Linked DNA regions of Homo sapiens: region 1 is linked to region 2. A link is a contact called in ENCODE Hi-C or POLR2A ChIA-PET data. All regions are on one chromosome and are shown on one strand. Each heading gives the region's core, a stretch centred on a gene start or an enhancer-like site at or near the end of the contact. The rest is flanking DNA. Distances are from core to core; before and after follow the strand shown. Region 1 has its middle 170 kb from the start of MIR125B1. Region 2 overlaps LOC107984402 (a long non-coding RNA gene).

What was found. A loop is a pair of places that touch in the nucleus more often than their neighbours do. ChIA-PET counts read pairs that join two places held with the same protein, here RNA polymerase II (POLR2A). Pooled maps may share reads with other maps.
Region 1: a map of endothelial cell of umbilical vein shows a loop between it and region 2 (3-fold over the local background). The contact joins two enhancer-like sites. A Hi-C loop is called at or near these places in 2 of 168 maps with a recorded cell type or tissue (IMR-90 and endothelial cell of umbilical vein) and 1 of 50 pooled maps. POLR2A ChIA-PET finds 5 or more read pairs at or near these places in 2 of 52 experiments (AG04449 and OCI-LY7).

Annotation. Positions count from the first base shown.
Region 1 is chr11:121,928,024-121,931,373 of GRCh38, forward strand. No RefSeq gene overlaps it. Among named protein-coding and RNA genes, the nearest start is that of MIR125B1, 170 kb to the right of the region's middle. RefSeq lists enhancers at 1,040-2,440, 1,296-1,796. Within about 2 kb of position 1,793, at least 11 of the 41 ENCODE cell types and tissues checked have a DNase peak (open chromatin) inside an H3K27ac peak, as active enhancers do.
Region 2 is chr11:121,890,744-121,893,971 of GRCh38, forward strand. All of the region lies in intron 2 of LOC107984402 (a long non-coding RNA gene), which reads left to right. Among named protein-coding and RNA genes, the nearest start is that of MIR125B1, 210 kb to the right of the region's middle. Within about 2 kb of position 1,556, at least 3 of the 41 ENCODE cell types and tissues checked have a DNase peak (open chromatin) inside an H3K27ac peak, as active enhancers do.

The sequences.
Region 1 (3,350 bases), core at 543-3,042, 38 kb after region 2:
CACCCCATAGCATCTTGGCCAACCAAGGGGTGCTAATTAGATCCAATTGTGATGAAGGTAGAGGGAAGTTTCCCTCACTGCACTGACCACCCCCCCGCCCCCGCCCGAGTGATTTCCTTGTCTTAGAGGCCACGGGGGTGGGGTAGGGGGCTATTCTTCACCTCATCTGTCCATGGCTAGCTGGGTATGTAGCAGCTGATTCCGTTCTTAGCCTCAAATTCTCAAGGCCTCCAGATCTAAGGGATTGACACTGACTTCATGCCTCCTCCAAATATAGGAAAGTTCCCAATTTGTAATTCAGAATGTAGATGTTTGGGGATGGAAGAAGAAAACCAAAATATAAGTACCAGCTATTGGTCCAATGTCCGCTATGCTTTGGAAGTCATACTGATATTGGTAAGGTGTGGCAAATGTCAGCACCACTGCCCACCACCCACCTGCCCTTTCTCTTATGGATACAATGCATTAATTCATAAGAGGCATTTCAGACAAACGCCGGAAAGTAATTTATCAGGGTTCTTCCAGGGCTTCCAGCTATAATTGTTTTAAATCCAACAAATTTGCTATAGGCAAAGGCCCCCAAACTACCCTAAGACATATTCCTAAATTTCCAGAGCTTAAAAATCAATGTGCTTAAAAAAATAAAAACAGAAAATGCCAGCTGCCTTTGCAAACAAGGACACTGGGAAACAAATATAATTGTGTTTTTTCCTTCTACATCCGTCCGGGAACTTCGACTGCTACTATGCTACATCAGGTATGCAATGAAAGACAAACAACGAGGACTCCAAACAGAAGAGGGGAGCTTCAGTAACTGTAGTTTTTATGTTAGGGAGAGACTGAGAGAGAAAGGAGCATTGTATCTCGGATTAACAGAACTGCAGGATTTCATTAATGACAGCCCAGCTTTTTAGCAAAAGGAAGATAGTTAGGGCAGTAAAAGAGAACATGACTAGAATGTGCTCTGCTAATTGGAAATGTATATTATCTTCAGACGATGTGAGTGTGGAGGAGAGGGGGATGGGGAGGATGAGAAGAGACACATACTGAGAGGCCTGCAGGAGAAAACTGGACCCAGGACGCCCCAGATTTGGCCACACCAGCAGGGCAGTTAAAGGGTCCTTTCTTGCTGGTAGGAACGTCTAGTGCCAGGACCCCACCCTCCCCCACTCCCTTTTAATTCAATGGCTACGTAGGGGCTTCTTTGATGGAGGCTTTGAAGTCGGTGGCTTTGAGATTACTCTTCCTCTGTGACCTTGACCACCAGCCATGAGGTTAGGGGGGAAGGGGAGGGGAGGAGGAAGGCGCTGGAGTTGGAAAAAGGAAAGGAAAGAGAGGGGAGGGGAAGGAAGGCCGCCCTAAGACATTTCTGCAGCATTCCACGACTTTTCTGATCACTCTGCAAAGTTGAAATATGATTGCAGCCTTTGCACCGGGAAGGAAAGAAACCATTTAAATGAAAAATTAGCTGCCTTAGCAGGTCAAGCACATAGTTACATTAATGTCGTGTAGAACAATAAATCAACTTCGATCTCCAATTGAAAAAATGCTAATTTAGCTCAGCGATTCACTGATTGTACTTTCCTCTGATAGAAATCTTTTCTTTTATTTAATGCGAAGCCGTGATTTGACAGCCTCCTCTAATGGTGCTTGCAGACTCTCAGCATTTCAGTGGAATTCTGATCATGGTTTTAATATTCCGTGCAGCTCTGCCCCCTCTGATTTCACGCTCACACATTAACGAGAGCTGACACTGGAGATTAGACGCAGACAGCTGGAATGCCAGGTCTTTGTTGCAGCATGGACAGGAGCCAACGTCGTTCAACCACAGCCAAGAGGGACCTGGGAAAGTCTTCTTAAGAAGGAGGGGAAGGCGGGGTGGGGGGCTTGAGGGAGGGTGGGAGCGGGGGATGGGAGCAAAAAGAAAGGCAAGGTAGTTTCTGAAGGGCATATGAAAATAGATGTTTTCAGAAAGCCCTTTCGTCTCTGAAATTCACATTGGAATCAATTCTGGTTTATTTAGAGGAAGTGGTTCATTACAGGGAAATCCCAAATTGGTTGCAGTATTTTTCTGTAAACTCTGAAAATACAAGTGTGATGCACGAAAATGGAAATGGCTCCTGCTTCAGCTGCTCACTAGTTCGTCTGAGAAACAATGGTGATTACGAGCTGGAGGAAGAGTGCTTACATAAGGAAATGTGTTCTCCCCTTTGCCTTAAAAAAAATCACTTAGTTCCAGGTGAATAGATGGGGAAATAAAACGAGATTTATGAGCCAGGGCTGCCTGTGCGACTAGCGACTACCTCGGCAAGAAAGGAAGTCGCGTAGCCTAACTGCCTTGATCCTCATAAATTGTTTCCTGATACCAGAAATCAAATAAAGATCCATAGTTTCATCTAAACCATAAAGCCACTTGGGCTCAGCTAGTGCCGATATTGCAAAGGGGAAGGAAGGGTGCTGCCTGAGACACTGGCTCAACTTTGTCCGAAAGAAGATGACAGATGACCAAAGTTGCGGAGGCGGCGCATTAATACTATGTCAAAAAAAATTGTTTCTGCTCCTGGGGGAAACCAATTGAGTAGAAATAACAAATGTCCTTCTTGCTAACTGTATCATTAATAATAATCGTACTTTGCATTTTTATGGGATACCAGGATTCTAGAGCGCTTTATAAATATTCATAGGGGAAGGCTGGGGAAGGGAGGTGAATGTACCCATTCCTGATGCCTGGCTGGAGTGACTAAGACTCAGGGCCCTGCAGGGGCTTAACTGGAGTGAAACAGCAAATCACAAAGCCCCATGCTGCAGCTGGCTTGGAGACATCCAGGTTTGGTCTCTGATGCCCACTGCTCTCTCCTATGAACAGGAACGTGGCTGTAGTTTAGGAATTAGATGAGCTGAACCCTCTTGTATCACTTTTGCTTGTTGTTCTTATTTGCCTTGGTGGGACCACTGTCACTGATATAAGTTTATTCATTCTACTAGCATATAATATATATAGTAATATATTCATTCTACTACCATATAATATATATAATATATATATAATATATATATTATATATATACGTATATATATAATATATATATAAATCCGGCAGTCACATCACAGTGCAGAGCCTACCACAGGCATAAATCAGAGTAATTATAAGCAAGTCAGATACATTTGCATATGAATCTTAGTTCCTCTCTTACTGGCTTTGGGACCTTAGCAAAGTTCTTTACTTTTTTCTAAACCTCAGTTTTTTTGTCTGTAAAATGGGTTTAAAACGAAATAATCCTTAACACTGTCTGACCCATCATGGGCACTCAGTAAATGCCAAAAACAACCATTGTTGTTGTTGCTGTTTT
Region 2 (3,228 bases), core at 306-2,805:
TTAGAAGTCTCCAATCAGTTAGGGCATTTTTTGGCTACTTCTAACGTTTTGCCTACTCAATTCACTTATTAATTCTGTTAAATGTATACCTTTCAAATTAGATTTGCATTTAGTAGATGATTTACTTAATCAATCAATGGGAAAGTTCCAAGAATTGCAATATCCCTATTTCCAATAATTTGTAGAATCTTAAAGAGGTCATCCCTCTCATCTGTATCAGAAGCAGCACATCTATGGCAAGCAAGCCAGCTCATTAGACTTAACCTTTTAAGGAGTTATCCACACTAAGAATAGCTCAACATTACAGCACACTCCCTTTTTAATGGAGTTATACTGAAGCTGTTCCTCATTCTAGGATAGAATTTGCTTTAACGTTGGCATCTCCCCATATATCCTGTAAGCCAGCCGTCCACAGCCTCGCCTATGATGTACTGCTTTTACACTGTTCCAGAAAGTGACTTAAAAATCTGAAAATCTGCAGACAGGCAGTGTTGGGAACCCCCATGCAGAGATTAAACTAGCCTCCCTACGCGAGACTGAGGGCAAAGAAATAATCCGCTTCTTGTCCTCTCCCCTAAGCCCCAATCTTGCTTTCAAATTCCTATTGCACTTTCACTTCCTCAATGAAACCTTTCCCAATTTAACTCCATTCAGTTTCATTGCTCTATTCACTCCCTAACATGAATAGTTATTATTTAAAAATTTATTTAGCTCTTCTATCTGTCAGATCCTGTGCTAAGCACTTTATATTAATTATCTCATTTACTTCTCAAAATAACCCTGTGAAAAAGATATTATTTTCGTTTCATACATGAGGAAACTGAAGCTCAGAGGTTAGTGAATCTGTCTGGTGTCACACAGCCTGTGTTAGAGCCAGGACTGTAAGTCAGGTCGCTCTGTCTCTAGAACCTCCCTTAACTATCCTAAAATGCTACCTATCCCACGAGGCTTTCTTGCTGTTCTCCTAACCAACCCCAACTGATTCCACAGTTCTTGTGACTGAAGAGTTTAACACTCATTTCCTTGTGTATCTGCCTCTCTAGTTTGTTAGACTAAGAATCACAAAGGCAAGACATCCATGGTCCAGAACTTTACTCTGGTGTAGTGGAAAGAGTGCTGAACTTAAAAGTATCATAATTTGAAGGCCAACTCTTGGCTTCTGTTCTTCTTATCTGCGTGAACTTTGGTTGAGCCAATCTTGCTGGACCCATTTCCTTATCTTTAAAATGATGGCTATAAGGCCTATCTTGGAAATTCTGTGGGCACAAATGTTAGGTAAAGCACTGCAAAAATGTAGAACATTCTTTTATATCATCTCTCAAAGCCCCTTAGAGAGAGTTTTGTTTTCAGAGGGTGATAAGTCACTTGTGGTAATTTTAGAAGCTTGGGAAAATAGTGCTCCAAGTAGATACCTGGTGCAGCAGCAAAGTGACTGTTCAAAGGAGCCTGAAGATCTGGCCTGGGTTCCTGCTGGGTGACGGACGAGGAGCCAAGCAACAGATTCCCAGAGCCATTTCCTTTGCTGAACAATGGGAAAGTGGAATGATGTGACTGGCAAGGTGCCAGGCAGCTGTTCTTCCAATCCTTGGAGGATAGCAATGGTCTCACATTGCAGGGAGAGGGATTGAAGTTAAACCTGAGGAAGTTATTTCCTGAGTATAGGCACTGTGAGGCTCTGGAATGCAAGGTTAAAGAAGGCCGGAATGCCCTTCTTTGAGAATGCTGAAAAAAGAACAAAAACCCAATCTCTTTGAATGTTGCATTGCCTGGAGGCAGAAGAATGGATTCATTCCTTTTGGACTAAGGCATCAATATTGAGAAATAAGATCTGCTTCTTGTGTCATCTCACTTGGCATAATAGGAAACTTCTTTTCAATCCTTGTAAGAAGTGACACATGTATCCCCTACTCTAGTAATTATCTCCACACCTCTTCCCTTCCCCAAACATCTGGTCCAGCTCTCTGTTGACATCAGTTCATTCAAGTGGGCTGACTTCTTGTCCATAAGTTCTTCAGGAAGTACATGCCCCTAGGAGCAAGAGCCCAATGCCTAAGAAAGCTTCAAGAGTCCAAATAGACCATGGAATGCACCATGCAAGTGCGGCAGAAGATACCTTCCCAAGACTGTTTTTATAGGCAACATCTACCTGTGGGTTTTACTTTGCAATTGCAACCTTAAGTGCTCCACCCATCAATCATCGACCACAAATACATAGCATTGGCTTTGTGAGCAAGAATGCACAAACCCTTTCCCTTTATTGTCTCCTTCCTGCCAACAGAGAAAACACTTAATTAAAAGTCATTGGGAATTCCTCCAAACAAAAGAGAAATGAAGCTTTTGAAAGGTGCAACATGTGTGAGGCCTGGACCCATAAAATCATTAACCTTCAGAAACCTAGGAGTTGCCAACACAATGCTGAGGAGTGTGGTGTTTCCATTGCACAATGTCAATGAGCACGTCAAGGAAATATTCAGCCACATAAACGAGCTTGCAAGGCTGTCCCACTTCTTTTCAGTGTTCCTAACCTTCTCAGTGTCCCTGAGACACAGTTGCTCCAGGTGGATACTTCTTACAATTTGAGATAAAATTCTCACTTTCCAAGGCTTGAATTTTTCACCACAAAAACAGAATAATTTAATTGTTGTTTTAGTACGTGGACCAGCACCATTTGCATGGTCCTCAAAAACAGCATTAAAGTAAAGATTCTTAGCTTGAGATCTATGGGTCAGTTTCAGGAGTTTTTGAACCTATTAAAATTACATTGAAAATATGTTTATGTGCTTGTTTCTGGAGAAGATGGTCTAAAGCTTTCTTTATATTCTCTTGATGGGCAGGTGGTGATGGTTGGGTTAGTAATTTTAGAATGTAAACAACTACTGCATTCAAGGCAAATGCCCTTCAGTTACTCCTCTACCAACAAAGAGTCCCTGGCACATGGCACATAGATCTCCCACCATTGATTTGCTGAAGGAGGTCCTTCTTCTTTATGGTAATATCTAAGCAGAGGCAGTAGCATTACACATCAGGCAAGCCACGGGGATTTGTCATCAGAAGCAGCAGACATAGAGAGATGCTAGTCTAGATGATCTCTGGATCTCTTCACTCTGAGGTCCTAGGTAGGTCCAGTAAACTGTGACCCAGAAATGGAGCTTTGGATCACATAATGGGCATTTTATTTTTGCTTTTCTTTTAAGGGAATATGTAGTTCTCATGCCTTTCTGGTCTTCA